2 separate regions of the Homo sapiens genome follow, and region 1 is linked to region 2. Evidence: read pairs that join two places in POLR2A ChIA-PET (ENCODE). Cell type or tissue: A673. All regions are shown on one strand. Links, peaks and the distances in the headings refer to the core of each region. The heading gives the core; the rest is flanking DNA.

What was found. ChIA-PET counts read pairs that join two places held together with the same protein. Peaks named below come from ENCODE experiments on the same cell type or tissue, not always from the same donor. Only the 100,000 strongest peaks of a DNase experiment are listed, where the experiment ranks them.
Region 1: POLR2A ChIA-PET joins it to region 2 with 5 read pairs; 2 of 35 experiments call an interaction of 5 or more read pairs at or near these places.

The regions. Positions count from the first base shown.
Region 1 is chr13:36,513,260-36,529,394 of GRCh38, forward strand. No RefSeq gene overlaps it. Among named protein-coding and RNA genes, the nearest start is that of CCNA1, 89 kb to the left of the region's middle. RefSeq lists an enhancer at 14,070-14,570. In A673, for the core only: no CTCF peak of the experiment used is centred there; DNase peaks (open chromatin) are centred at 6,512 and 7,052; H3K4me3 peaks cover 305 bases; H3K27ac peaks cover 2,362 bases.
Region 2 is chr13:36,838,824-36,854,958 of GRCh38, forward strand. SMAD9 (SMAD family member 9) reads right to left here. Exons shown (of 7, transcript NM_001127217.3): 6 at 14,596-14,852; 7 at 6,008-9,996. The coding sequence ends at 9,853. Among named protein-coding and RNA genes, the nearest start is that of RFXAP, 28 kb to the left of the region's middle. RefSeq lists an enhancer at 1,297-2,031. In A673, for the core only: CTCF peaks have their summits at 9,940 (motif pointing right) and 12,158; a DNase peak (open chromatin) is centred at 12,178; H3K27ac peaks cover 5,101 bases.

The DNA.
Region 1 (16,135 bases), core at 2,868-10,867, 330 kb before region 2:
GTTCTGCTGGTTAATGGTCATTTCATTTCAGCTCAGGATATAGAAGCTGCTTAAGGATCCTGCTCTCATCTGTTCCTTCCTATGTCTAGACTGGAGAGACTGACTTGCATGAGATATAATTTTAGTGCTGGCAGGCCAGCTGCTGTCTATGATATCATGGAAGGTGACCTTATGTTGCCTACAGATGTTAAACACTGCTTGCAGGTGACCTGGCAATTCTGCCTCTCTCTCCATTCTGCATACTAAATCTCTCCATCAATCCGAACTAAGCATGGAGGGTGATTTGTTCTGCTAAAAGTCTCATAGGAATTTCTTAACTATTGCTGACAAAAGAAAAAGGCAAAAAAAAAGTAAGGCCAATTTATTTCCAGGCTTTTGCTAAGTAGCAGATGTTTCCTGTGCAAAAGTAGTATTATAGCAGCATGTTATATTTGCATAGCATCATATGGTTTTGAAAAACAAACTTTGTTTTAAAAATTATACAAGGAATCATGAATATATTCACGTTGAAAAAACTTGAAACAACATGGAAATATATAGAGGCAATCGTTTCTTCTGGGAAAAAACAGGGATCTTGGGGTGATATAAGAGATACAGTTGAAGGAAGATCTCAATTTTGCCTCTATATTGAAATGTTATTGTTTATCAGTACATAGCTTGTATAAGCATTTGTATACATATAAAGATTTCTGTATATAAATAGATTCATACTGAACATATCATTCAGCAATTTTTCCTTAATCTTGATGAGCTTTCTAAGTCATTAGAAAATAGATTTGCTACATTAAAAAACATATAGCTCCATGCTATTTCCAGAGTATGCCAATCACTTTGCTACATATGAACATTTGTTTTGAACTTGCTGATATAACAGTGTTGTAAAAAACATTTCTGCACATACAGCTTTCTGCACATGCACAGGTATTTCTTTCAGTAGGATAGAAACCTGGAAATGAAATTGCTGAATCAGACTTTGGGTAAATTACCTCTCCAGAACTCAGTTTATTTTCAGTAAAATAAATTTAATATTACCAACCTTGTGTCATTTTGAGCATTTAAAATTAAAATTAAATATTTAAATTATAAATCCAGGTTCATTCTCCTTATTGAAGTCTTTTAAAAAAATCAGTTAAAATTCTTTTTCTCCTCACTATTCTCACAGTCGTTATTCCTCTACATCTGTTCCTCTATGTTCTGTTCTATATTAGGTGTTTGATGTGCAAAAGAAGAAGTGAAACAACTATTTAAATTCCTTTCCTCCACGTTCTCCTCATCCTGAAGAATGTTCAAGTTCTGTATTCTGTCTTCCCTTCTCCACCTCTGCTCTTCTCTTTCCTGGTTTGTTTTGTCTGTGGTTCTCATCCTTTCTTTTCACAAGCTACATGGAGGCAGCCAGCTGGAAATTGGCCTCTGAGGCTGGGGGAGTCGGAATGTGAGGGGTGAAAGTGCTGGGGTGTGGAGACCCTAGGACAAGTTGCCAGCTGAGGCTGAACCAGAGCTGTGTCTAGGAGCCAGGCATCAAGTGGTACCATGAAGGGTTTACGCAGATGCTTCAAGCTTTAGGGTTATAGCATTTAATGCTTTAAATGAATCCTCTAATGGGCTCATTACCAGCTTCTCGAGAACTCGAGAACTCCGAGGGGCAGACTGAGGAAGGTGAAGAGAGGAGGGACACGGGTAGGGCTGGAAGTGCACTGAGGTTTGGCAGTGAAGGTAGCATCTTGCAGCTGGGGCTTGGCCTCTTATTTATTGCCTCAAGCCCCGATACGCACAGTCCTCCGGTGGTGCGGGGTGCGGGTGGGGGGAACCCTGGGCAAAGTCAAATACAGGGGAAGGATTCGTTTCTAGTTCTTATGTGTCATAGCGTTTTGCAACATTCCAATATTCTAACCTTTTTAAACTCCCTGTTAAATGTGAGCATATTTGATGTAGATTTTCCCCTTAAAACGTTTTCTCTCCCTTGAAATCCATCACGTTCTTTTTTTAAAAAAACAAATTTATCTTTATTTATTTATTTTGAGATAGAGTCTCGCTGTGTTGGTCTTGAACGCCCAGGCTTTGATGATGTTCCCACCTGGGTTGCCCGCCGGGTTGCTGGGATTACAGGCTTGCGCCACCGTACCTGGCCCATCACATTCTTCATGAATTGTTTCTCTCATGGCTGGAGGTCTTTTAGCATCTTACGTATTTGTTTTGAAGGGAAAGACTAAAGCAAAGCTGCAGCCTGAAGCCTGAGACTACCACAGATTACATGGGAGCACCCCCGTTGATGTTATGACTAGAGGTGTGGGGTTTGAAATAGCTCAGAAAGCTGACCTCTGTTTCCAGGCCAGGCGCAGGCCTGAGGCATTGAATGTTGCCAGCAGGCTGAAATACATCCTGACACTTTCCTTTGTGGGGATCAGTGCTGCACATATGGTGCCTGTTAACTGCTTATGTGATGATCAAGTAGGGACATTAGGAAATTAAAAAGAGATGGTTAAAGCTGTTGCTGAGGAGTTTAGCCACTAGCACCCAGTCTTAGCTTTGCGTCTTCATGCGAATGCAGTTTTCTCATCTTTCATCTGTTCTATTGCCTGAGTAGGTTAGTGCCATCTGCATAGACAGGAAATCCAGAAGGGAAGGACTTCATGGGGTCCGTTGACTTGTCCTCGCCCTACCAAGCAGTTGGTGTGTTTAATCAATACACTTTAATATAAATGTGAGGAAGAGGAAACATGGCAGATCCGCAGTTGGATCTTTGATCTCTCAGTTCTTCCCTTGGAACCTCTGCAAGTGAATCCATGCTGTTCATTATGCTCCCCCAAAGAACATCATGAGCTGTTCTATGGGGCCAGATTTTCATCCTACAATCATCTGAGAATAGTTCCCATATTGTAGAAGAGATGACTATCTGGTCCAATGAGTCAAGAGGGATAAAAGCACAATCCATTTGTGTGGGGGAAAGGCATGGTCTTGTGGCTAAAGAACAAAAACCCAGCATCTCTCCTGGATATGACATTTAACTCAGTGCATTAGGCATGCCATTTTATCTTATGATACAGAAATCTTGGGAAATGTTACAGCTGCCTAGGTGCCGGGTTGTTCCCAAGATTTATGCCTTCAATATGCTTTAGATTTTAATTCAAAGTATGAAATTACATGGCCACAAAATGCTGATGTAAGACTTTTGGTTTTCAATTGAATTTAGGAAACTTGGGGCTTTCTTACATTTTGTTTCTATGCCATCCTTAAAACCACATGTGACTCCTTTGTATCATGTTCCCATTACACAGAGAACTCTTTCGACATAATCTGTGTCTCTTCTGCCTTACATCCCAGGAAAGCAAATCTTTTGGTCCCTTCTGTTCCTGTCTCCTCCTTCTTGTCTTATTTCAATATCTGTTTTCACACCAGACCTTACACCTAGAAAATTCTCCCACTTTCCTTCCAATAATAACTCTCCTTACCTCTAATCCTTTTATCTTATTCCACTTTTCAAATTTCTCTTGCTCATTTAAAATCACTGAAAAGATTTTCATTTGTTGACTTAGGCATGATTTCTTCCACCAGTCCTAACCAAAGAGAAATCTCTCTCTTTCTTTTCAGTGCCTGGCACAGTGCCCACCACATACTACATGCCCCATAAATGTTTTTTGAATAAACGAATAAATACTTCCTCCTTCACAAAAATAACTTGATTATAAAATATGAAATGTGAATGGTGGATGCCTATTCATTGGGATAATAGTGATACCATGTCAACGTTGTGTAGGACTCTCTAGTTTAAGGAGCACGCTGTTGCTACTGTCTGGAATGCTCTTGCCTTCATCCCAAGAACTCCCCAATTCCTCACCACTGACCACATCCTAGCAGGCTTTCAGGACTTGATTTAGGGTCACTTCCTTCAGAAAGCCTTCCTGAAATTCCAAGGCTGTTAAGACTCCTCCTCTGTGCCTCCAGTCTACATATTTCTCATGGGACTGATGTTTACTTCTGTCTCTCTTCTTTCCTCCCAATAGTTACAATAGTGCCTTCTTTGCCAGGGTTTCAGTTATGCACAGTCAACCATGCTCCAAAAATATTAAATAGAAAATTCCAGAAATAAACAATTCATAAATTTTAAATTGCATGCCATACTGAGTAATGAGATGAAATTTCTTGCCATCCCATTCCATCTACTGGACAAAGTGAACTGACGTCCTCACTTTGTCCAGTAGACCCAGTAGACACTGCTGCCCACTAGTCATTAGTAGCTGTCTTGATGATCAGATCAACTGTCCGAATATCATAGTGCTCGTGTTTAAGTAACCCTTATTTTATTTAATAAAAGTCCCGAAGCATAAGAGTAGTGATGCTGGCAACCTGGTATGCCAAAAAGCAGCTGTAAAGTGCTTTCTTTAAGTGAAAGGGTGAAAGCTCTTCACTTCTTAAGGAAAGAAAAAAAAATTATATGCTGAGGTTGCTAAGAGCTGTGTTAAGAACAAATCTATCTGTGAAATTGTGAAGAAGGAAAAAGAAATACATGGTAGTTCTGCTTCCACATCTCAAACCAGAAACGTATGGCCACAGTGTGTGATAACTTTCATGATAGTATATTGTTATAATACCACGTATTTGTTACAATACCATATAAACGTATATACCATATACCAATATATGTTATAATACCATAATCACTTATGCTGCCTAATTTAAAAATTAAACTTTATTATAGGTATGTATATATAGGAAAAATCATATATATAGGGTCTGGCACTATCATGTTGGTTTCAGGCATCCACCAGGGGTTTTGGAACTCTTCCCACTAGCCCTCGAATAAGGGGGACTATTGTATTCTTCACTGGGTCCTCAGTGCCTAGCAAGGGTCCTGGAACATTGAAGGCAAACAAAGCATGTTGGGAATGGATAAATGCCGCTGCTTTGGATGATTTTTAAGAAGTGTGGGTGAGTGAGAAGGGAGACTGGAAGCCTTTTAGAAGAAGGACTGATGCTTTTCAGGTTAAAAGTGAGACTGCAACTGAAAGCTCCAAGAATTTTCAAGAGATGAGTGAGGCACACTCAAATTCAGCAACTGAAGGGTGAGGGCTAAGAAGAGCATCACCCGTTTCTTCAGGTTACACCAGCATGCACCATCTTGGCATTTCGTCTCTACTGTGATTTCCGTTCCTACCACATATTACAGTGTGAAATTATCTTTTTGTCTTAGTCCATTCTGGCTGCTGTAACACAATACCTTAGACAGGGTGGTTTAAACAACAAACATTTGTTGCTCACAGTTCTGGAGAGTGGGAAATCCAAGATCAAGATGCCAACAGATTTAGTGTCTAGGAAAGGCCCTCTTCCTGGTTCATGCATGCCATCTTCTCACTGTGTCTTCAATTGCCATAAAGGGTGAGGGGTTCTCTGGGGTCTCTTTTATAGGGGCACTAATCCCAATCGTGAAGCCTCCACCCTCATGACCTAATCACCTCTGAAAGGCCCCACATCCAAATACCATCACATTAAGAATTAGGTTTCAGCATATGAATTGGCAGGTGGGGGCAGGGCATAAACATTGTCTATAACACTTCTAGTCCTCGCTTGTGAACACTCCACTATAGCTGAAGCTCCTTCAGGCTGGAAAGGATAATGTTTCAGAGCTCTGCTTATCCACGACACTGTGGGCCAGGTGCTTAACAAGGAAAGAAAGGCCTGCTCTCTCCCTGGCCAATGTTTTTTGATGGCCTCCTTTAGGGAGAGGAGGGATGTCTGTTGTAGGTGGCTGGTATTCCAGAGTAAACTTTTCTGTCATGTGATTATCATAATTATTCTTGCCATGGATATTTATAATTAAAGACTACAATCCTGTTCTCTAATTGGTATAGTTTCAGGGTGGCATGGCTTACATCTAGACTGACTAGGCTGCCCTCTGACTTCTTCCTTTTACCCCCATTTTCCTCTTTGTGAGTCAAACTGTCTCCCAGCATTTTGAGTTTGCATTTCCTGACTTTGCTGCTGTGTAGAGAATTTGCATGTGTGGACATTGCTTTGGATTCCTCTAGATCAGAAATTCCCTTGTGGACCCACTGTGAAGGTAGCAGTGTGTGTGTGTGCATGTGTGTGTGTAGAAAAGTGGTACAAATACTATTTTCAAGACTTTCAAAAAGCTTGATGGAAACAGCTTGTGTGAAATAAGATTATACAGGCTAACTAAGCAACTAAACATTTTGTTTTTGTTTTTGTTTTTGTTTTGTTTGTTTGTTTTGTTTTTGTCTGTGGGCCAGAATTCTATTTGAGAAGGTAGGGTTTAGAAAGAATAGATGCATTTTAAAGGCAGATTTGGGTTAAATTTGCAGCTCAGTCATTAACACACTGTGTGACCTTATGCAAATTCTTAACTCTTTGCATTCCGTTTCCCCACTGAGAAGGTGGGACTAATAGTCACCAAGCTAAAGTGTTTAGAGACTAAGTAGAAGTCTATCTGTTGAGTGTCTGGCACATCGTAGAGGCTATATTTGGTCACTCCAGGAACACTCCATCACTTTAATATTCAGAGTGTATCTTCCTTTGAGTTAATAGATATCTCATCTGTATATTAATGAGTTGCCTCTTTTCAAAAGCGTTAAATGACACCAGCTCAGGCATCCTGCCCTCTGTGACAGGCCTCTGAGAGAGGATGCAGTCAGAGAAAGTTGATTTGGAGCCCCACTGATTTTTCTGACATTTTTTTAAGAGCGAAATTTTCTTCTTTTCAGGGAACTTGAAATGCTAAAAGCAGATGCCCAGAGACATCCTGATGATTGGATTTAAAATTTAAAAAGCATTCCAAACCTTCTAAGAGACAAATCTGACTTTAGAAGATTCTTACTTTTCATAAAAGTGTTTCCAGTCCCTAGTCACAGTCAAAAATTATTTGCATTAAAGAATACACAGTCTAATATGAACTCATGAAAATAATCAATTCCCTTTCAACCGGCATACTTGCTCTTGGAGTGAGAACCTAGGCTGCATTCCTAGTATTACATTAGTCACTGTGGTCTTCACTAATACAGAATGAAAATTCTCTGGGGCTTATGCCTACCACCTCCAGACTCTAATTACACTAGGAGAAACCAATGTTGCTGCAGAATGCTTGAGTTAGCATTTCCTGACTTTGCTGCCGTGTAGAGAATTTGCATGTGTGGACATTGCTTTGGATCCCTCTGGATCAGAAGTTCCCTTGTGGGCCCACTGTGAAGGTAACAGTGTGTGTGAGTGTATGTGTGTGTGTGTGTGTGTGTGTGTGTGTAGGGGAGTGGTACAAATACTATTTTCAAGATTTTCAAAAAGTTTGATGGAAACAGCTTATTTGTGTGAAATAATATTATACAGGCTGACTAAACATTGTGTTTTTTGACCGTAGGCCAGAATTCTATTTGGGAAGGCAGGATATAGAAAGAATGGATGCATTTTAAAGACAGAAAGATTTGGGTTAAATTTGCAGCTCATTCATTTACAAACTGTGTGACCTTATGCAAATTCTTAATCCTACTCATTCTGCTTTTTCACTGAGAAAGTGGGAATAATAGACACCAAGCTAAAGTGTTTTGAAACTCAGTACAATTCTATTTGTAGAGTGTCTGGCACATAGCAATCACTATGTAGGTGGACTTATGATTATCTGGATTACCATTGCCTTAAACAATACAATAATATGTCACATTCTGGACAGAAATTTCAATAGCACACAGTGCTACCTTTTGTTTTTCTCTCTGTGCCAGGCATTGTATTAAAAGATTTTCATAAATTATCTCATTTAATCCTCATAATAGCTCTCCAAAGATAAGTACTATTATTATGCCCATTTTACAGAAGAGAAAACAGAGGCTATCTATGTGATTTGGAAGACACTCACTATCCAAAGATAGCTACTATTGAGTAGAGGAGTCAATAGTCAAATTCAGCTCATCTAACTTCAGAGCCCTCCCTCTTAACTGGTGCAATTAATTGAGAAGTCATACATGTCCTCAGAAAACTACCAGAAAAAGAGAAATAAATAAGGAAAGGAAAGAGAAAGACCAAGAAAGAAACAGAAAGAAAGAAAGTAATTGTTTCTTGAGATATATAGTTTGTGGCTGAGGCGGGTGGATCACGAGGTCAGGAGATCAAGATATATAGTTTGCTATTTAAATTATTTTAAGACTATGTCTTAAGACCATTTTAAGACTATCTCTAAGACCAAAAATGAAATTGGTCTTGGAGATGAAAATGGTCTTAAGCCTATCTTCAAGACCAAAAAGGAAATTGATCTTAGAGATGAAAATGTTGTGAATGGCTGCTTCAGATAGGGCAGAAATGTGCTTGCTTTTAGAATAGTTTGAAAGAGGATCCAAAAGAAAATCTCGGGGCCATAGAATGTGTTCAGATCAAGTTTTCTGAAAGAGAGAAAGCAAAAGCAACAGAGCCCCCTGTATGTTTGACATTTACATTAGGAGAACAACTTAAGCCTTGAAGAACTTGCTGTAAACATGCTCCATGACATGGAAAGGGGCACGTCTTCTAAAAGCTGAAGCCAGAGATATTCATGTATACTAGTCAACTGTCAGCCAGGCTATTAACATGCCACTTGGAAAGTCACTAGATGTTAAAAAAGTAGAATGAAATAATTATTTATTAAATACTCCACATTTTTGAAATGTAAGGGTAATTAATCCATATACAAAGAAATATTTGGTAAAAAGGAATTACTAATTTGTTGCCTTCTATATTCCTGAATGATTCCATGGACTTCAAGGTCATTTGCCAGTCACCTCGGTCTCTATGTGACAAAACACTATTCTAGGCTATAGTATTATTACAAATCTGTAGTATTAGATGATCACAGCTGAGATGCAAGGAGGTGGGCATTATTAATTTTAAATAAAATTTAATGAGATATTATTTCTATAGCGTATATTACATTCACTTAAAGTGCAGATTTTATGCGTCTTGACAGTTGTATACAACATCAATTACAAGCAAGGTACATGTCAGCCCATTTTCTGCTGTTATCATGGAATACCATACACTGGATAATTTATAAAGAAAGATTTATTTGGCTCACAGTTCTTGGGGCTGGGAAGTCCAAGATCAAGGGGCTGCATCTGGTAAGGGCCTTCTTGCTGCATCATAACATGGCAGTAGGTATCACATGGTGAGAGAGTGCATGCCTAAGAAAAAAGAAGGCTGAACTTCTGAAATAACTAACCCACTCCTGCTACAATAGCATTAATCTATTTATGAGAGTAGACCCCTCATGACCTAATCACCTCTTAAAAGTTCCATCTCTTAATACCATCACAATGCCAATTAAATTTCAATATGAATTTTGGAGGGGGCATTCAAAACATTTTATCACTCCCAAAAGATTTCTTGTGTCCCTTTGCTGTTCATTCCTTCCTCCACTCTGAACCATGGGTGACCACTGGTCTACTTTCTGTCACTGTAGGTTAGTTTGTATTTTCTAAAATTTTATGTAAATAGTCATACAATATGCACTCTCTTTTCTTTGGGTTCTTTCACTCAAACTAATGATTTTGAAATTCATTTATGTTATTACATAAATATAACAGTTCATTCCTTTTTATTGTTGAGTAGCATTATATAATATGTATACATTTTATTTTGTTTATCCATGTACCTGTTAATAAATATTTAGCTTCTTTATGGGTTTTTTTTTTTTTTGGCTATTATGAACATTTTTGAACATTCATGTGCTAGTCTTTGTATGGACACTTGTTTTTATTTCTCTTGGGTAAGTATCCTAGGTGTGGATCATAAGTTAGGTGTATGTTTAACTTTTTAAGTAAAACAGTGAATGTAAAATGGTACAAACCATTTGATGTTTTACCACTTTACATTTCTATCAGACGTGTTTAGGAGTTCCAGTTGCTCCACATCCTCACTAATACTTGGTATCATCAGTAGTTTTAATTTTAGTGAGTCTAGCAGGTCCAAGAGGTATCTTACTGTGATTTTACCTTACATTTCCTCAGTATCTGATGACATTGAGAATCTTTTTGTATGCTTATTAGCCATTTAATATCTTATTTTGTAAAGTGTCTGTTCAAATCTTTTGTACGTTATAAAAATCAAGTTGTCTTTTCATTACTGAGTTCTTTCTATATTCTTAATATGAGTCCTTAAAACATAAATACATATATTTTCTCCTCCTCTGTGGCTTGCATTTTCATTCTTAATGATGTCCTTTGAGGATCATGAGTAATTTTGATGAAGTCCAACTTGTTAAATTCTCTTTTATAGTTCATGTTTTCTGTATTTTAATTAAGAAATCTTTGCCTAGTCCAAGATCACAAAGATTTTCTCATTTGTTTTCTTCTAGAAGCTTTATAGTTTTAACTTTTATATTTAGGTCAATAATTATTTTGATTTCATTTTTATGCCTGCTGTGAGGTATATTATCTACTACTAAATAACAAATTACTCCAAAATTTAGCAGTTAAAGCAACAAATAAATTTCTTGTCTCACACAGCTTATAAGAGTCAGGAATTTGGAAGTGGCTTAGTTGAATGATTCTGGCTTAGGACCTCATGAGGCTATAGTCAAACTGCTGGCCATGGCTGTAGCCCTCAGTAATCTGACCAGGGCCAAGGGGTCTGCTTGCAGGGTGGGTCACTCACATACCTGTTGACAGAAGGTCTCAGTTTCTTGCTGTATAAAACTCTCTACAAGGCTGTCTGAGTGTCCTCACAACTTTGCTGTGGCTTTCCCTAGAGCAAATGATCTAAGAAAGAACTAGTGAAGAAGAAATCAAGGTGTCTCTTGTAACTTACTGTCAAAGCTTGACACCATCACTTCAGCTTGATTCTATTCATTAGAAGTGAGACTCTAAGTCCATCTCACATTCAAGGTGATAGGAGTTAATTTATACCTTTTTAAGGGATGAGTATCAAAGAATTTGTGGGCATATTTTGAACAACCACTTGAGATAAAGTTCAAAGTTCACTTCTTTCCCATGTGGATATCCAATTGTTCTACTATCATTTGTTGAAAATATTTTTTTCCCCATAGCTGGCATCAGAATTTTACTTTCTTTTCCAGATGAATTCTATTCATGGTTATATTTCAAAAGCAAACTCAATTTTTTAAAATTTAAGCCTACAGCAAAAGGTTATTAAAAATACAAAAATGAAAAATTCAAATGATGGTATTCATTCTAATAATGTACTTTCTGTAAGTTTGCATTTTCAATTTGCAATTGCAATAGTTAATACAATCTTGGAACATTAATGTTGGAAGACATCTAAGACATTAGCTAATTTATCTCAGTTTTATGAATATTGAAGCAGAAGTGTTAGGAGACTAAATGAATGGTTCAGGACATAATATAAGATATAGGCAGATCTGAGAATATTAGCTATTTAATATCCTGGCTGGGTAATCTTTCTGATATATCAACAGTCGAAAAGTCCTTGACATGAGCAGTTATCACCTTGGTCTCTGAAACTGTTATATTAAAGTCCACAAGGAGCACTTTTTAATTTCACCTTATTAATTGCATTTGTGTGAAAATCAGTCTTGTTCCTTCTATCCCTTTCCTTATTCCCTTAATATTTCTGTTTCATCCACTGATCCATCTATCCACTCATTATTGTTTAATTCACACATGTGTTGAATGTCTTCTATGAACCAAACATTGGTCCAAATGCTCAGGACACAAATATTAGAAGAACACTGTCTTTGCCCTCAAGGAACACAGAGTCTGACTTCTTCTGTGAGCACTAATGTATCATCTCTCTCCATGACATAAGCTTTTGGATTTGAGATTGTGTGTCTATCAGGTCATCACCCAGAAACCAAAACCTTTGAGAAAAATGGGATTTCCTAGAATTATAGAGATTGCAAATGTTTGTCAATACTCCATGTGAAGGAGCTACAGAAAATGGAGGCCTTCCATCAAAAGCATGGATTTTTCTCTTAGTTTGTACCATAATCAATATTCCTAAGGAAATCTATGAAAGAAAATGCCAGGACTTTGGGGGATCAGTCAGAGAAAGTTTCACTGTTAGCTTGCTTAACTGGTTTCTATAAAATATGAGTCTCCTAGCTGGATGATTCCAGCTCAGGACCTCGTGAGGTTACAGTCAAACTCCTGGCCATGACTGTAGCCATCAGTAGTCTGACAGGGACTGGCAGGTCCACTTGCAGTGTGGCTCACTCACGCAGCTCTTGGTTATGTGGTCTCAGCTTGATTATGTGTTAGATATTTGAGTTGCAAATTGGGGATTACTATGGCACTGGAAGGGAGGTGTTTTGGTGGGGTGCAAGCACAAGGTTTTTCCTGTTCATGATGAAAGCCTACTTCCCCATGAGCATGGTGCTTTATGAAGCTTTATTCCATGCCTTTCATGATTCAACCATCACTGAAGCATGAATGAAAGAGGGCTTTGAGATATACCATGTGACACCTGGTCCCCTCTGCACCCTTCCACCCCAGACTGTTTCTCACAATTAGAGCTGCCAACAGCTGCACCTTGGCTGGGCATCTACTAATGGAATCCTCACAGAGCAGTCAAATATCATTTCTTCTTTGTTTTCATAAAGTGAATAAAGAGTTTTAGGAAATCTCACCCATGCCCTTAGAATAGAGAGGTCTCTTTCTACAGTTGGTGCAGTTAAGTCAGGCTGCAAAGTCTGTCAAATTGAGCTGCTATTCTGATGATGCAGCCACCTTTTGACAGATACCAGTGGCAGCTGAATGGAGGGTACAGAAACAGAAGCCACTTTGGTGGAGGCTTAACCCAAGCTCTGCTGTGGATCAATGATAAAGGTCAATTAGCCAGATTATCTTTGCATAGAACTGTATGAAAGAATGAGAATAACGGAATGGAAACAGAAAATTTCAGACCTGATCTCTGGACTTGTATCAAACGGCTGCGGGTGGAGGAAAGGGCACAACTCTCATTCCAAAAAAGGCAGCTTTTCCTCTAGGACATGAGATTCTATGAACCTGACAGAGTTCTTAGTATAAACACAGAGATGAACTGTAGTTGATTTAAAGGGGAAAGAAATATGTTAAAAGACAAATGTGTGCTCACAGAATCATTGAGAGAACCAGGCTTCAGGCCCCACAGAGACCCAAAATTATACTGGGGAAATTAGGTAAATGAGGACACTGCACTGTAGCTGCTAAACATTGGATGGGGCCATTTGCACTCTGTCACCACCAGCCCTGGCCTCTGGACACCCATCACCACTGTCACCAGTGAAGATTCCCTGAGCCTTTCCTCCTTTGCCCTAGTGGTTCTCAAGTCAAAGTCTAGGAAGGTAGGTCTGATTGATGGAGCTTGGTCTCCTGACCATGTCTAGCTGCAAGGGAGGCCGGGAAAGTGGGTACTGGCATTTTCAGCTTCAATGTGGGAGGTGAGTCCTAATTCTTTCTAAAATGCATATTATTGGAGTGGGATTCACCACACATAGGAGAAGGGTTCAGAAACTGGGCAACTCCCTTAAGAAAAAAAGCACATCCATTTGAAAAGTTCTAAATTCTGATGAGGAATAAGAGAGGATAGGGGTAGAGTCTAAGTGAAGCTAATGACTGGGGAGATTAACTTAGGGAAAGTTCCCTGCTCCAGTAAAGAATCTGGAAAGACAGAATTTGGTGTTCCTTGACTTTGGCTTCAATTAGGATCACCTGGGGAGCATTCAAAAAATACTGTTGTTTGGGCTCTTTTCTAGACCAGTTAAGTCAAAATTCCTGGGAGTGACTTATGTTCTGAAAGCTCCTCCCTTGTGATTCTAATGTGTGGTCAGGGATGACAGCACTCAATTACATCAAAAGGCACCTGGAGAAGGGAAACAGGTAGGCTCTGGAGTGCCTGCAGGCAGGTGCCAGGAGGTGGCATCCATCCACAGCCACTTGCAGCATGTTTGGCATTTTTCTGATCTAGCACTGCTGAGCAACAGCAGGAATCTTCCTGTAATTCACTGGCATTTTTAAAGGCCTAACGTGATGCACACATGTGAGGTTTTCTAAAACCTGAAAAACATTGTTGCATGATTAATAAAAGCTCTTTTCTCCAAGCAGCAGAGGAGGGAGAAGGGAGGTGGCTGTGTAGATCGAGGCCAACTGCTGGGGAGCCGTGGGCTTGTTAACTAGAGCCCACCACTGAAACCCTCACGCATTTGTCCTGGAATGATTAATTTTTCTAGTTAGGTGGGTTGAGTGGGAGGAGAGTGAGCAAAGCCTGGGTTTGGGCTTCGGAAAGATGCCCCAGTGTGCACAGCTGGACGAGACTCTTCGAGGAGCCCAAGTAGTCTGTTCAGGAAACTCAGAGGGAGGAACAGTTCCCAGGCTAGTTGCCTTTGCGAATCACACAGACTTCTGTGCCCACTGTAGCCCTTGGCTCAGCTAGGAAAGATTTGCAACACCAAATGCCTCTAGGCTTATTTAAGAATACTGTCTTTGTCCATTCAGCTGCTGTAATGAAATACTATAGATAGATTGGGTAGTTTCTAAATGAAAGAAATTTATTTCTCACAGTTCTGGAGGTGGGGAAGTCCAAGATCAAGGTGCTGTCTGACTTGGTGTCTGGTGAGGGCCCCCCTCCTGTTTCACAGATGGCACCTTCTTGCAATATCCTCACATGGTGGAAGCGGGTGAACAAGCTCCCTGAAGCCTCATTTACAAGGGCACTAATCCCATTCATGAGGGTGGAGCCCTCATGCCCTAATCACCTCCCACAGGCCTCACCCCCTAGACCATCACCTGTGGGGGTAGGGTCAGGATTTCAACATGTAAATCGCAGAAGGACACAACTTTCAGACCATAACAGCTACTACCTGAGAAGGTGGGAGGTTTGGGATCCAGGTAAATTTTCACAATGCTAAATTTCCTTCCCAGTTTCAGACTAGATGAAATATGAAGGAAAGCAATTAAGCAAAGAATGTGTATCAAGGAGTCAAATATTTCATGAAAAAGCCAGTGGCAGCAAGTATCAATATTTGCTTTCCAGAGTAAACATCTCAGAGGACGTATCTGGAGCAAGGCGGGAGGCATGGAGCACAGCGAGGGAGAGTGAACAGCGAGCCCTCTCCAGCCAGCTCCCTCATCAGTCTCTATTCGCTGGTTACGAACATGATGAATGATACCACAGGAGCAAAGCTGCCGTCTCTGCCCTTTGCCGGCCCCATTAAGGTGGTTTGGCTGTAACCTTGAGGAATAGATTCTAAAGGGCACAGTGCTGATCAATGCTCCCAACTCAACTCCCCAAAGCCACCTCCTGTGAAATCACATGTCCATGCCTGCTCTTGTCCTCTTTTGAAATTAGTCAGTGGCGCTGAAATTAGTCTTGACAACAGAAACCTTCCAAGTGTTGGTTTATGTTCTTGGAGCAAATTATTGGCTGTAAGAACAATTTGGGGAAAAAAAGGAGCATTGAGAGGATTCATGGAAATGTGTGGCAATAATTAGGCTGCAGTGGCACAGAGTCCTGGTGGTGATTGCTGGTCCTTTTAAACTTGACAGAAATTTTCATAAATTGAAGTAGAGGAATGGACCTTTAAAAGAGGAGTAATTTTCTTTAATATTTATAATGGTAATATTTGTGTTTGGCACATAATTTAACAAATATATATTAGTTGCCTACTATCCTCTGTGCTGTTACTACTAGGATGAATTCGTCAGTGTTCCCACTGTTCGTGCAGATCTGATATTTTCGTGAGGGGCGGGGGTGGGAGAGGGGTGGATAAGGAGAAATTACTTAAGGTATACAGTATACATTATTTGGATGATGAATACCCCAAAAGCCCTGACTTGATCTACGCAATCTATGCAGTAACAAAATTGCACTTGCACCTCATAAATTTGTACAAGTGAAAAAAAAATTTTAGTACGATTCTCAGGTATTACTACGCAAAAACGAGAGAGAGAGAGAACCATAATCAGTTCATTTCAATAAAATAGAGTTAGTGATAGGATTGAGGTAAGCATAGGATGCTACGGAAGAGAAGAGAGGGGGCAGATGATATGCAAGGTGAAGTCTGATATTTTCTTTGTATTTTGAGCAGTGTGTGTATGTGTGTGTGTATGTGCATGCATGCATGTATGTGTTGAGGGGTGGGTGGACAACAAACAGTTTGTTATTAATGCAGCCGAAAGTGCAGGTCAAGGAGTGGCAGGATTTGGAGATGAAG
Region 2 (16,135 bases), core at 5,338-13,337:
TATTGGAACATAATCATGACCAAGCTTATTCACTTATGTATTATTTACAGCTGCTTTTGCACTACAGTGGTAGCACTGAGTGGTTGTGACAATCACAGAAACCACATGGCCCACAAAGCCAAAAATATTTACTATCTGGGCCTTTAGAGATTCTGCTGGCCCCTTCTCCAGAGCCTCTGTCCATAGTCATCTCTTTTTTTTTTTTTTTTTTTTTTGAGACAGAGTTTTGCTCTTGTCGCCCAGGCTGGAGTACAATGGTGCGATCTTGGCTCACTGCAAACTCTGCCTCTTGGATTCAAGAAATTCTCCTACCTCAGCCTCCTGAGTAGCTAGGATTAGAGGCATGTGCCACCACACCTGGCTAATTTTTTTTTTTTTTTTTTTTTTTTGTATTTTTAAGAGACTGGGTTTCACCATGTTGGCCAGACTGGTCTCAAACTCCTGACCTCAGGTGATCCACCTGCCTTGGCCTCCCAAAGTGCTAGGATTACAGGCATGAGCCACTGCACCTGACCCACAGACATCTCTTCATTCAGTAGTCTAGCATGGGGGCTTGCTCCCAAGAGTACTGTTCCAGGAAGACATGCCCCATTGTGCAAGTACTCATTCAAACCTCTGCTCGCATAATGCTTGCTAACATGCCTTTGGCCAAATTAGGTCACATAGCTAACCCAAAGTCATGTGGGTGGCCATCAACACTGGGATGTGTGTGGCTCGTTGGAGGTCACTGAAGTGAAACCTACCGTAGTTACACAGTAAGTCAGTCAAATTCTTGGTTTATTGGACAGCTGACAGCTGTTAAGAAGGACCCTATGTTAAAGGAAATGGATACAATCTAATAACATTAACAATAGATAATGGTTTTTAACCATTAACTTCCATTGATAATGGTTCTGATTAGAGCGCAAGATAACTAGTGAAACGAGAATTCCCTTATCCCCCTTGCGGGGCATGCGACATGGGTATGGCTCACTCTTTTGGTTTCCCTGTTGCTCAAACCCCTAGGAGGAGCATGCAGACGGGCAGGTGCAGAGGCCGTGGGGAGCGCTTCTGGGCTCTGACCTCACGGCAGCGTCTAGGGATGGCTGTCTGTGACTCCCGAATCCCTAGTGGGCGTCTCTTACAGTGTGCTCTTTCAGCTTTGCCGTCTGCAGAAGGATTATGTTAATCAGCTCGATAGACCCTCTGCCTTATTGCAAGGGCAGTGGCCAGTTTAACAGCTTTCTGTATCCCAAGTTCTTGCCCAGTGTACAAGAAGAATCGGATGACACGTGGGCTTGAAGGATGAGTGCAAGGTTTTATTGAGTGGTGGAGGCTCTCAGCGAGATGGATGCGGAACCGGAAGTGGGGGATGGAGTGGGAACGTGATCTTCCCCTGGAGTCCTGCTGTTCTCGGTAGACGGACGCCTCCTTCCTTCTCTGCCATGCCGCCCTGCCACTCCCGCTCTTTGTCACTCTCTGCCACTCTCTTTCTCTGCTCCTCTCAATGTCCAGCCACTTGTGTCTGTGCCTGCTAAGGTCTCAGGTTTCTAGGGCCATGGGATGGGGGCATGGCAGGCCATAGTGGTCTTGGGAAGTGCAACATTTGGGTGCGAAAACAGGAATCCCTGTTCTCACTTAGGTCTGTGGGCACAGGCCCGAGCGTGGAGCCCTCGCCTGGGGACCCCACCCTTCTCTACCCAGCACTTCCCTGCCTCCCTCTAGTATCAGTAGTAGAGTCTTGTGATAGGCTGGATAATGCCCCCACAAGATATCCATGTACTAATTCCAGGACTTGTTGATGTTGTCTTATGTGGCAAAAGGAACTTTGCAGAGGTGCTTAAGTTGAGGATTCTGAGATGGAGAGATCAACCTGAATTATCTGGATGGGCTCTAAATGTAATCACACGTGTCCTTATAAGAGGAACCCTTGCTTACAGAAGAACAAGAGATGTGATGATGGAAGCAACAGGTTAGAGAGATTCAAGAAAAGCATAGCCAGCCAAGGGAATGCAGGCAGCCTCCAGAAGCTAAAAAAAAAAAAAAAAAAAAAAAAAGAAAAGAAAAAAGAAAAGCAAGAGAACGATTCCCCCTAGAGCTTCCTGAAAGAACTAGCCATGCCACCACATTGTCGTTATCCCAGTGAGACAGATTTCAAACTTGTGGCCTCAAGAACTGTAAGGGTAAGAACTGTAAAATAAATTTATGCTGTTCTAAGCCACAAAATTTGTGGCACTTTTTTACAGCAGCAACAGGAAATTAATAAAAGTCTTCCAGTGGTAGGGGGTGAATCTCATTACGTTTCTAAGGCAAGCATTGCTTAGTATCTTGCTTATTTAAAAGATAAATTTAGCTAGTATACACAATAGTGGCCAATTAGATTGTATGCTATAATACTTGTAAGAAAAATGATTGCATACTCTTTGTTTTCTTGTTTGAGACAGAGCCTCACTCTGTTGCCCAGGCTAGAGTGCAGTGGCACAATCTTGGCTCACTGCAACCTCCACCTCCCGGTTTCAAGCTCTTCTCGTGCCTCAGTCTCCCAAGTAGCTGGGACTACAGGCACACACCACCACACCCAGCTAACTTTTGTATTTTTAGTAGAGACAGGGTTTTGCCATTTTGGCCAGACTAGTCTCGAACTCCCGACCTCAGGTGATCCACCCGCCTCAGCCTCGCAAAGTGCTGGGATTACAGGCATGAGCCACCACACCCAGCCAATTGCATACTCTGAATCAAAAAACCATTTCCCTCAAGTTAGAATATGCAATATTTATTGTACATTGAGTGCCCTCTGGTGCTTACCCAAAGCTTTCTAAACCTCAACCAAACTCGTAGAGATAAAGCTTATAAGCAGTGGGACAATTTGGAGCCTTAAACTCCCAAATTCTCAGATGTCTTCCAACATGATTTTCCAAAGCAATCTGTAGCATGTCTGGAGCAAGGATGGGGGGATCATGATTCAGGGGGCCCCAAGGAGGGTCTATCATAGACTGTTGCTTTTTAAAGTAACTAGTAGCAATGCTTTAAATTGTCATTGTAGATTTAAGAACCTGTAGTTCAAATGTCTCAGTTTAGTATGCAAAACCCTTTACCTCCAAGCTCCTGCCTATTTCTGCCTCTCTCCTTTATGTCAAGCCATCATGATTTATATGGTATAATGCCAATGGATCATTGTTTCACAAAAGTTCTTTCCATTCCTTTTAGTTCTTTTCCACTCCTTCAGCAAGTTGAAGAGCCCTCTCTTGTCCTTCAGCACTGAGCTTTGTATTTCCTTTTTATGCCAAACCAGGAGAAACAAATAGGAACTCTGCCAACTTTTGTTTGCAAACCCCTTTCACGGTAATCTATAATCTCACAAACTCCCTTAGAAAAAAATCAATTTAACATTTTTTCATGGTGTATGAAAGAAATGATTTTGTTTAAAATATTTTATTGCATATCAACATGTTTCAAACATTGTACTATAATCATTTCAGTATACCCTTCAGTATTTATTAAGACAAATTTCACTTTCCACATTCATTTAGTGATGGGCTATATTTAATTTGTTTTAAAATAATTGGGTCAAGAAAAGCAAGTGTGTTAACAAATGAATTGTAAAATGGTATTGTATTTAGCTTGAAGACCGAATGTATAAGAAAGTATATGCTGTTATGGCATCAAAAAAGACAAAACACTTTTACAGCATGATGTTCAGAATATTTGAAATTATGCTTAAATATCAATGGATTATTTTGATGATTTTTATTTATTTTTAATTTTTTATTTTTTTGAGACAGAGTCTCGCTCTGTCGCCCAGGCTGGAGTGCAATGGCACGGTCTCGGCTCACCACAACCTCCGCCTCCTGGGTTCAAACGATTCTCCTGCCTCAGCCTCCTGAGTAGCTGGGATTACAGGCACCTTCCACTACGCCCAGCTAATTTTTGTATTTTTAGTAGAGACGGGGTTTCACCATGTTGGCCAGGCTGGTCTCGAACTCCTGACCTCAGGTGATCCACCCGCCTCAGCCTCCCAAAGTGCTGGGATTACAGGCGTGAGCCACCACCGCTCCTGGCCTGTTTTGATAATTTTTCCTTCCTAAATGATGAGACTAGAGAGAAGTTAGCCTGCCACTTGCAAGCGTTCTCTTCAAAGAACACGTTGCAGGTGTGAATTCTCTTTGGCTTAAAAACCAAACTGAATATAATTTTCCTTATATTTACTCCATTTAACATTGGCATTTAGATTAAGAGTCATTCTGAGGCCTTGCCTAACATTTTTATTAGATGTATGCAAATAATGGAACCATCAGTGATCATGCGGAGGTAAACTTTCAGAATTAGTGTCTGTTAACTTGGTGTTATAACATCAAAATTCTTTATGCTTCTCATACTCAAATTCACATTGTGAAAATAAATACTTAGAATAAAAGCAATTTTAACTGTTTAATTGCTAAAACTACTTTTCCTTGCTACTGCTATGCAGCTGGATAACTATTTCCAAAATAAATCACAAGCACGCTTTTCTGATCCCTATCTGCTGTGCATGGTTACGTGATATGCAGTTGGAGGCCTGCAATGCTTTTTTTTTTTTTTTTTTTTTTTTGAGACGGAGTCTCGCTCTGTCGCCCAGGCCGGACTGCGGACTGGCAATGCTTTTTATTTTGAAAGGAGAAGCTAAATACTTTCGGATATTTTTAAAGAAAGAGCTAAAAATAACTACCATTTCTGCCTTTACAATGTGATCCCCAAAAGCCTTTCTAAACAAACAGTAGCTGGAAAATGCTGAAAATGAATAAATGGAATCCCTGTCCTTAAAGACATCCCAGCCTGGCAGAAAGATGGATAAGTAAACAACAGTGGGGTGCAGGAACTGATACTGACCATTGATGGGCACAAAGTATTATGGGAACACAGACAGCAGGCACTAACCTGCTTTAGGAATGCCTGGGATGATTTACTAAGAGAACTGCCGTGAAGGATGGCAACTTGGATCGGCCCAGAAGCCTTCCCTGGTACTCACCCAGGGCCTGATGTAGATGTCACTCGGTGGTCCCAGCAGCTTGTCACAGCTGACAGCACACTGCTTATTATTGGTTTACTTGTTCACCTTTCTCCACAAAATGGTAAGCTCCTTAAAAGTAGAAACTTTGTCATTGTATCTACAGTGCCTGCTGATGCATAAGAACTATCTGACAAGTAAATATAAGGAGTCTAGGATGATGAAAATACTTCTTCTCTAAGACGGGCTGATGTTTAAAGACAGTATTTTATGTCTGTACCATGATATGTTTAAAGAATGTGTATTCGTGTTTGAAATGCCAATACCAAATATTAGATGCAAGCACAGGGTCGGGAACCATGGGAGACAAACAAGACACAATCACTGCTCTCCAGAAACTTACAGTGTAAACTGGAGGCTTCACGGTCCCCACCAGGATCTAAACAGGCATATCTTTCATGTGTTTTTATTTTGGAGTTCCACAAAACACTTTTTTTGAATACAGAGCTCCATTTCGTTAAAAAAATTGACAACTCTGATCAAGTAAATAAGAAAGCTGCTTATAGGTAATAGAGTTTCCCCTTCCTTTTTAAGATTAGAAGGAAATTTAGATGAAAGGAATTGAGAATTTACATTTTTAGATGATGTGTTCATATTTCTTTGGATTTCATCTTAGTTTTCCCTCACCAGTTGCCTTTTAGCACCTTTCTAATAGGCAATCTGTAGCAATGTACAGATGTTTACAATAATGAAAGTGCTCATTCTTTCCTATATACTGCAATATCACGTATTTGCTACTATCCAGAAAAAGGTTCTACATATATCCTTTCTAAAGTTACTGTGAAGTATCTTCAAGAACTATACTTCATGACGGTTATTCTAAGGTGTTTAATTCAAAACCACTACCTAATTTCTCTATAGCATGTGGAATTTAACATCCCATTTTCAAAATAGAATGGTTTAAAATTAATTGACTTAAGGAGCTGCAGACCCACATACAGTGAATCTTCTATGAGGTTTACAGGAAAAATGAGCCAAAAGACATATAAGTACAGTATTCTTTATTATAAACAATCAGATAACAGTATAAGTGTGCATTTGATGGATAACCGAAGCCAAGTTATTATAATAGAAAGCATGACTTCACTCAAATAGACAGTTTCTTTGTTGTTGTTAATCTGTTTTACATTAATTTGAATTTAACATATGCTAGGATCACCTAAACTTGTCATACAGTTCTGCTATTAAAATCGTAACAGGGAAAGACAAAATGTGAAATGCATGTTATATTTTGCTTTATTTGTTGAATATATATGTGTGTGTGTGTGTATATATATATATATATATACACACTAAATATTTGGGACACAAAGTTAAGCAGGTGCTTACAGTCTATCAAGTGATATTTATGAAATGTTTTTGTTGCTGTTTTGTTGCTGTTATGGGAACATCCATATCCTTAGAAGACAATAAAAAAGAGGATTCTAAATGCTAGATGGTTGGCTAACTTCTCCTGATTTATACTGAGTGTAAAACAAAACAAAACAAAACATAAGGTATATGTGTTAAGTAGTGACATCTTTATAGTTCCAAAGCACTCGCAGCTATTAAAATATCATCTAGCTAAAACAAACTTTTCACAATTTTTTAACAGAAAAATAATAAACCAACAACAAAAACTGATCAATGTTCTGGGTCTTGTGAGCAGACCGAAATGTTACTACAGTGTTCTCTATTGTGTGATCCTTGTCCGTGGCAACCTTAAACGTGTGCTGCAGTGCTGATGTATTTATAGGCTTAGCATGTCTGCTTTATTAGTTATCCTGGAAAGAATGCTATTCAGTTTTTTTTTTAATGTCTACATCAAGGAATGAATGCTAAATGAGCCCATTTAGCAGCCTGAAATCAAATACTGCATTTATTTTTTGAAACTCTTGGTAGCAAAAGAAAAAGCTGATTAAAATATGATTGTGTTACAATGACTAAAGGGTTAACTTCTCATTAATTCTAAATTCTTCAAAATGTACAAGCATCATAATAAAGGCTTTTGATGAGACATGACTGGTGATGATCATATGTGCCAATTTAATAATTTATTTGTCACAGAAAATTCAGATTCACTGCAATATTGTGTTCTGGCTTCCCAAAGCTGCAGGGAAATACAAGTTTTTTGTTTCTTGATTTTTGTTTAGAGACAGGGTGTCACTTTGTCACCCAGGCTAGAATGAAGTTGTATGATCATAGTTCACTACAGCCCCAAACTCCTGGGCTCAGATGATCCTCCCGCCTTGGCCTCCCAAAGTGCTGGGACTATAGGAATGAGCCACTGCATCCAGATTTTTTTTTTGTTTTTAATGTCATTTATGAGCCACCAGTTTAGATTAATTCTGTAAAGGTGTAAGATTACCAGAGGAAGCCGGGCGCAGTGGCTCACGCCTGTAATCCCAGCACTTTGGGAGGCTGAGGCGGGCGGATCACAAGGTCAAGAGATAGAGACCATTCTGGCTACCATGGTGAAACCCCGTCTCTACTAAAAATATAAAAATTAGCTGGGCGTGGTAGCCTGTAGTCCCAACTACTTGGGAGGCTGAGGCAGGAGAATCACTCGAACCCGGGAGGCAGAGGTTGCAGTGAGCCAAGATCACGCCACTGCACTCTGGCCTGGTGACACAGCGAGACTCCATCTCAAAAAAAAAAAAAAAAAAAAAAAGATTACCAGAGGATAAGTTAGATAGCTGGTAGAGAGATCACGAAAGCTATGTTTGATCTCTGGAGCAAAAACTGTGTTGAAGTTCTCCCATGGAATGGTTCCCATACAAGATTCACCATATTAATGCCTTTTCTAAGAAAAGGGGACATGGAGAATTATTGGAAAACAGGGAAGAAAGGGGAGGAAAAAAAACAACTTTGAGACATGGAAGAAAAGTAGCATTTATACAAGGAATCCATTACCTGACTTTGCAGAAGAGTAAGGAAATAATTTCAAAACAGAGATAAGAAATCAATCACATTCTTTCAAGCAAAAGATGATAGATTACATTATTTTGTTTTGTTTTAAAAGTTCTGAAACATGAAGATGTCTGTACAAACAGATTCACTATTAGGTTCTCGGCTCCCTGAGGGCTGGGACTGTCTCTTATTTACATTTGATTCTACAGTACCTAACATTGTACCTGACACCCATAGGTAGGTGCACAATACATAGTTGATGAACCAATAAACTACAGATTTTTCTATACACTACATGGGCCATATATTACATTTTTCAATGTAAAATGTAATAATTCTTTTCTATGTGTATATATGAAAGTTTCTATTAGCTAACACTAGTAACTGTAAGAGGTGACAGTAGTAGCTCAATCATATATCTTTCTCACATGATCATTTCTACCTTGAATACAATTTAATTAGAAAAACTACCATGTGCACTAATGCTAGAAAGAGTTGAGATAAAATGTATAAATGAAGAAACTTCTTGGATTACTGAAGTGCTGTCTGTTACAAGCATAACTGCCATCTTAAATTGTACATTTTTAAAGAGGGTGTGAAATATTTTTCCAAGCAATGCAGTGTTTAGTGCATGGCAAGTATATATATGAAAGTACCTAGAAATTTGGGGGATTTTCCTCCCTCATCTAAAGTAAAATAAGAACAGGTTTTTAATATTGTGTATATTTTTAAAAGATGTCTTATTATTCAGTACCACTGTTCCCCAGAAATTGCAGATGATTATGAAATTATTATCACTTTCCTTGGGAATTTATTTCCAGGTTAGATAATCACTAGACACTAGGTTAAATAACTCATTGATCCAATAATGTGTCTAGATTTTCTCAAAGTCTTTACTGTTGCTTTAGTGATCTGCAAAGAGTTAATATTTGCCAAGAGGCAGGAAAACGTGGCGAAAGAGTGCCCTTCCCAGGAGACTGGAACGTGGGAAATGAGAAAGTGTAAGTCGACGTGTGATGCTTTTCTCCAACCTTTGGTTTCACCTGCTTCTTGACACAGGACTGAAACACAAGCTATTCTGGCACGCTGCGCAGACTCAAAGTTTGCAGGACTGCCTGACACGAACAACCAGCACGACAGGAACCTGGTCTCCTCTGTGGAAAGCAGGAGTCTCCCTGGGTGGCTGGCTCTTGGACCAAGTTCTGGTCTTATCTTGCAATCTGGGAAACAGCATTTCATGCTATTTTCATATTTATTTTCCCATATTAGACTCTGTTTTTACAGTGGTAGACTGAGGGAACATGACTTTTGGCTTCACAGTTTTTTTTCTTTTCCGATCACAGTTTGTTTAAAATGTACCACTGAATATGAGCACAGGAGCCCAGCTATAGGTATGTCAACCTTAGAAATAAAGTTTCTATGGCCTATCTCATTAATTCATTGTACAAGTTTGTTGTTTTTTTTTTCTTGCCAACAGCACTAAAAGTGACATCATTTAAACTGTAGGGGTTTCACTGCTTTGTTTCATCTGAGTGATATTTGCTTTAGTGCTGCTAATACCTGACTTTTGCTGTATAAACAGTTTCAATGTTTCTGTGAGGCCACACAACATGCTTTATAATGACACGGCTGACTAAAGCTGTCTTTTATTCTGCTAACACCCTTCAAATACTGTTGACAATATCGCCTCTCAAGTGTTTCCTCCCACAAAATCTGCTGCTTATAGCACAGGCACCAAAGTCCTGCTTTTCCAATTGCACTGTACTGGCATCAGGTTAACTAGAAAGCACAAAACAAACGGTGATTAAAAAAAATAAGAACAGTATACATTCTATGTATTTACACATGTTTTTAGAAACTTCAGTTGCAAATCTGAAATGATACAAGCCACTCCCTGCAATAGCCTCTATCCTATGGAAATGCAGCTTAAGACATGACTGTTAAGACACTGAAGAAATGGGGTTATGTGGAGAGCCCATCTGAGTCAGAACTTTGTCCAGCCACTGCAGTGGCCCATGAAGATGAATCTCAATCCAGCAGGGGGTGCTGGTGACATCCTGGCGATGATACTCAGCACCCCAACCCTGAAAAACAAGAAAGGAGCTGAGTGATGGTGCCACACTTACACTCAGCCTCCAGAGCCCCAGGCAGAGCTCAGCGGGGCACAGAGCCCACACCCCAGCGTAGCTCCTGAGACCTGAGAGGGAGAGAACATGGCCTCTACCTTCCTGTAAACACAGGTCAACTCTCACACCAACCAGATGCCTTCAGATGAATCCAAATCAGTGCATTCCCTCAGGGTTCACAACTGAATACTCGGATCTAGAGAGGTTCTGGCACTCCAGTCACACGGGAAGCACTGAAAAATCATTTTCCCTTCCACAAAGGAAGAAACTTGACCTTTTGTTCACCCCTTCATGCCCAGGACAGTGTCTTGCACAAAATGGTTACTGCAGACCAGTGACTGGACCTGAAAGTGGTAAAGACAGAACTGGAAGGCGCTCTTGGTTTTTCAGGGCTCATTATCAAAGCTTGCTTATTCTCTCTCTCTCTCTCTCTCTAGTTCAACTGGCAATTTCCCTTTTATCACCATTCAAAGGAGAGACAGTTAAAATTTTTTTTTTTAATTTGCATATTTTTCTCTATATGTTATATATCAATGAAAGGATATTTAAAAATGAAGGGAGATCACAGCCAAGTAAATCAGTTCTGTGACTGGGAGCAGTGATTCTCTGTAGAGTTTTTTAAAACTTGGATTTCAACACAACCATGCTGCCTGATCACATTTTACTTTCATGACTGAGAACCTCAAGTGGACCTGTGATGTCCCCGGCAGTCACAACCCACCCCCCAGTCCCTTCTCTCATGTCCCCCTCCTAGGTGATCGCTCCTCCCCACTAAAACCTGCAACCCCTTTTTCCCTGTCCATACCTGCAACTGATATTTATTTTGTATTTTAATGAGAAAAATGAATACATCAGAAATAAGTTTCCACAGGACCTGCATCCACATACTTGGCCTTTCTACCTCTTACCACAGATTAATTATTTGTGTTTCCAAATAAGCTGGTCCACCCATTAATGCACTCTCAGACCTGCCTTCCCAGAGACATCATTCCAGCAAATCTTCCCCTTCTCTCCTGCAATCTTTTGCGTCTACTATATCATTCCCGTCAACATATGAACACACTGAAATGTCTTCCACCTTCAAGATACTTCTCCACCCCCCACCAGCTACTGCCCTATGTTTTTATCCCATTTCTGGCAAAAACCCTCAGAAGAGTCATCCATACTAGCCATCTCAATTTGTCTCCTTCCATTCTCTCTTAAATCCATTCTGATCATCATCTCACCCCAGCCGCCAACAAAACTTTTCTTGTCAAGATCAAAAAAGGCCTTCATATTGTTAAAATGAATGATCAGCTCTCAGCCTTTGTGTTATGTGGGCAGCATTTGATTTAGTTCATCACATCCTCTCATCAATGCACTGTCTTTTCTCGGCTTCCAAAGCACCACACTTCTTGGTCTTATTACTACCTCACTGGTTGGTCTTTCTCAGTTTTCTTTGCTGATTCTGTCCCTTCTGTCCCATCTTTAAATGTTGAAGTGTCCCAGGGCTCAGTCCTAGAGCCCCCTTTCTTATTTATTTATTTTAATTTTTTTGAGATGGAGTCTGGCTCTGTCACCCAGGCTGGAGTGCAATGGTGCGATCTCAGCTCACTGCAACCTCTGCCTCCGAGGTTCAAGCGATTCTCCTGCCTAAGCCTCCCAAGTGCTGAGATTACAGGCACGCGCCACCACGCCTGGCTAATTTTTGTATTTTTAGTAGAGATGGGGTTTTGCCATGTTGGCCAGGCTAGTCTTGAACTCCTGACCTCAAGCAATCCACCCACCTTAGCCTCCCAAAGTGCTGGGATTACAGGCATGAGCCACCACGCCCGGCTCTTCTCAGTTTAAACTCAAACCTTTGGTGTTCTCATCCACACTTAGGGAGTTAAATACGGTCCCTTTGCAGACAATTCCCAAATTTGTATTTCAAGCCCAAACCTCTCTCCCCGAATCCAGACTCTTATATCGAACTGGCTACTCAGCAACTCCACTTGAATGCAACGGACATCTCAATTACACCTGCGTCTTCTCCATCTTGATTGAAGGCAACTAACTTCATCTTCCTCTTTTTCTCCCACGCCTGATCCGCCTTCACAATTCAGAATCCTTCCACTTCTCACAGCTGTACTGGATCCCTCCAGGTGGGGGCGACTCTCACCTGACTATTACTATAGCCTCCTAAGTGGTTTCCCTACTTGCAACCTTGCCTGTATAATATCTATCCTCCACACAGCAGGCAGGGCGATCCTTTAAGAATAGAAGTTAGATCATGAAAATGCTCTGCTCTGATCCCTGCAAAAGCTCGCCACCTCCTTACAGTCACCGCTGAACTCGTAGCAGAGGTTCAGGAGGCCTTGCTATGGTTCCCTGCGGCTGCTCTCATCTCACTTCCCCTGCTCATTAGGCCCCAGCCACACTGGCCTGCCTGCTCTTCAGAGTTTCCAGGTGTATGCTGTTGCCTTGCTCTTCCCTCTTCTTCTGCTCTTCCTCCAGGGGTCCCTGGGCCTAGCTCCATGTCTCCTTCCAGTCTCTGCTGACCTGTCACCTTTTCAATGAGGCCCACCCTCATGTGCAGATGACTCCACTGCCCCCGTGCTCCAATTCCCTTCACCCTGCCCCCAGACTTTCTCTTTCCATCCTTCTTCTGTGTTTTGGCTGTTGTTTATTATCCATCTCTCCTTCCTAGAATATTGGTTCCCTGAGGTCAGAGATCTGTGAGTAAACATTGGCATGTCCCACGTGCCTGGCCTGCACATGGCAGGTGCTCAATAAACATTTGTTGACTGACTAAGTCCTAGAATCAGTAAAAATCAGAGCTGAAAGAAACCTTAAAGAGATCTGATCCATCAGCCCAGTGGTAGCTACAGCTGCTCATCTCAAATGTTAAAAAAAAATGATCTATAGTTATATTTACTATGTATTTATTTTAAAAGTTCCTGCAGTATTAGGAACAGTTTGTCTTCTGTGTCAATTGTGTAGCTTTATGAATGTAAATGCTGCCTATCTGAGAAATGTATCTAGTTATTAGGAAAATCAGATTTCTATATAAGCTTATATTTAATCAGAGTGAAATAATTACCTATGAGATATTGGCATTTCATCCTAATTTTAAAAACACAGACCCGGAAAAAAAAAAAACTGTATGATTCAAATGATGCCCTCTGCCGTTTCTAAAGCAACAGAACATTTGAAAAGATTTCGAAGTTATTTGTTAATATAACTTTATAATATATGCTTTCAAAACACTAAATTTGAATGAAACTGCTTTGTCACCATGAAAGAGAAATAATTTCAAGCAGCTGTTTTTTAAAATTGGAAACTATATTGTTCTTACTTTTTAAATAATTACTAAAGTGATAATAAAAACATAATTTGAGTATAGAAAAATTATTTGTCATGGTAATTTTAAAGTGCTAATAAAATTTACTTTGAAAAAAATGCCTGGAACAAGCCATGCTGATTCCCTGGATGGAATCATGGCAGTAAGAAAACTGTCACACATACCCCGATACTTTGATAAGCCCATATTTTGAAATACTAGACTCATTTGCGAGTACTTTGCAACAGACAAAATAGCAGGTGATGAAACTGAAGGCTTTCACTTCCATATACAAACCCAGTTGTCTTTCCTTCCCACTAAGAAACTTCCTTGGTTCTCCAGCCTTCATAGCAACCTTAATAAGATTCGATATGAGAAATTCAACAAATATTCATCAACAGAACATATACTGCTCTCTGAATTAATCACACCCGTTTCTATTCCAAATTGTTTATACCTTTATAACACTACTTAGTTTATTATCTTGTATTAGAACCAACCCTGCCTATTTTTGTAGCTTATTCATAAATATTATCTCCTCCATGTGCCTGTATGCTTTCTAAGAGTAAGGAGAGTATCTTACTGAATTCAGATAAATTCACCAACATTCACTGAGTGATAACAGTGCTTGGCAATTGGAAGGATGGAAAAAATCTCTGTTGCACTAGTCCTGTAAAATTACTGTTGTTACTTTATCATCTGCATTAAAAACAATCAAATAGCCACCTTGTTTTTCCTCAAAAGTAATGTGTAACAATTTTCATATAATTGCTAAACAAGACAGTTTATACTCAAAGAGGAACTCCTCCTAAAAACAATAGAATTCAAAAAAATTGGTTTTGGGCTGGGCGCGGTGGCTCACGCCTGTAATCCCAGCACTTTGGGAGGCCAAGATGGGAGGATCACAAGGTCAGGAGTTCAAGACCACTCTGGCCAATATGGTGAAACCCTGTCTCTACTAAAAATACAGAAATCAGCCAAGCGTGGTGGTGCGTGCCTGTAGTCCCAGCTACCCGGGAGGCTGAGGTAGGAAAATCGCTTGAACCCGGGAGGCAGAGGTTGCAGTGAGCCAAGATCATGCCACTGCACTCCAGCCTGTGTGACAGAGTGAAACTCCGTCTCAAAAAATAATAATAATAATAAATTGGTTTTGTCTATCAGAATTGACCGCACAACTGCCTGCCACATCAGTCAGGGTGCTTTTTTGTTTTGTTTTTCACTGAACATTTTATAACGTGATAGCAAGCACTCCTTACCTTAACAAAACTCATCCGGATAGTACACATCTTGGTCAGTTCATACACGACTTCAAAGCCGTGGTGAACTGACTGGGCCAGGAGCTGAGCGAAGAGCTGGTTGTTGAAGACCTTGAGGCTGCAGCCGCTGGGGATCTTGCAGACGGTAGCTGGGTGGAAGCCGTGTTGATAGTTGCAGTTCCGGCTCTGCACAAAGATGCTGCTGTCACTCACGCACTCGGCATACACCTCTCCCCCGACGTAGTACAAGTGCACACCTGCAGACACAAAAACACAGCCTTCCTTCACATGCCCTTTCATAGCGTGCCTCTCCCACTGATTCCTGAAACCCTAGGAGATGTGACTCTCCCATCAGGTTGTCAGATCACTGATCAGATGAATGAGATGTGTGACCTAAATGCCGCTTAGTTTAATGATAATCTGTGCTTTTTCCACAAATCCATTTAAAAGTGGATCGCAGCTGGGTGCGGTGGCTCACGCCTGTAATCCCAGCACTTTGGAAGCCCGACGTGGGCAGATCATTTGAGGTCGGGAGTTCAAGACTAGCCTGGCCAACACAGTGAAACCCCTTCTCTACTAAAAATACAAAAATTAACCAGGCATGGTGGTGGGCACCTGTAATCCCAGCTACTCGGGAGGCTCAGGCAGGAGAATTGCTTGAACCTGGGAGGCAGAGGTTGCAGTGAGCCAAGGTAGCGCCACTGAACTCCAGCCTGGGTGACAGAGCAAGATGTCATCTCAAAAAAATAAATAAATAAAAATAAAAAAATAAAAGTGGATTGCAACCCATGTTAACAATCACTCCCAAGAACCAGTCAGTAAGGTCTCATATACTATTCCTCCCATCATTCCTGTTTATTTGTTCCAAAAATAAGGTTTTATAATATTAGAAATGAAGTGAATATATCACACAAAAAAATCAAGTAATCCTTCATTGTACATACACAAATTTTATTTTTTTTTTTTTGAGACGGAGTCTCGCTCTGTCGCCTAGGCTGGAGTGCAGTGGCACGATTTCAGCTCACTGCAACCTCTGCCTCCCGGGCTCAGGTGATTCTCCTGTCTCAGCCTCCTGAGTAGCTAGGATTACAGGTGCCCGCCAACACAGCTGGCTAATTTTTGTTTTTTAGTAGAGACGGGGTTTCACCATGTTGGCCAGGCCAGGCTAGTCTCAAACTCCCAACCTCAAGTAATCCACCCGCCTCGGCCTCCCAAAGTGCTGGGATTACAGGCATGAGCCACTGCACCCAGCCCACAAATTTTAAAATTTAAAACTGGACACAGTTAATATCATGAAAATGTAACTTAAGTGCACATATTAAACCTACCTCAGAGGAAACAATAAAAGACACTTAAAAAATTTACCAATACTTATAAATCTGTTTCTCTTAACAAATACCTCAGAGATCTATTTCAATTAAATTTGTCATCCACTAATATAAATCATATAAATAATGTCTATTTTGATTTGTGAAGTGAAATTTCTACATTTTCAGATACAGTAATATAAAAACTCATAAGCAAAATATAGCCTACATCA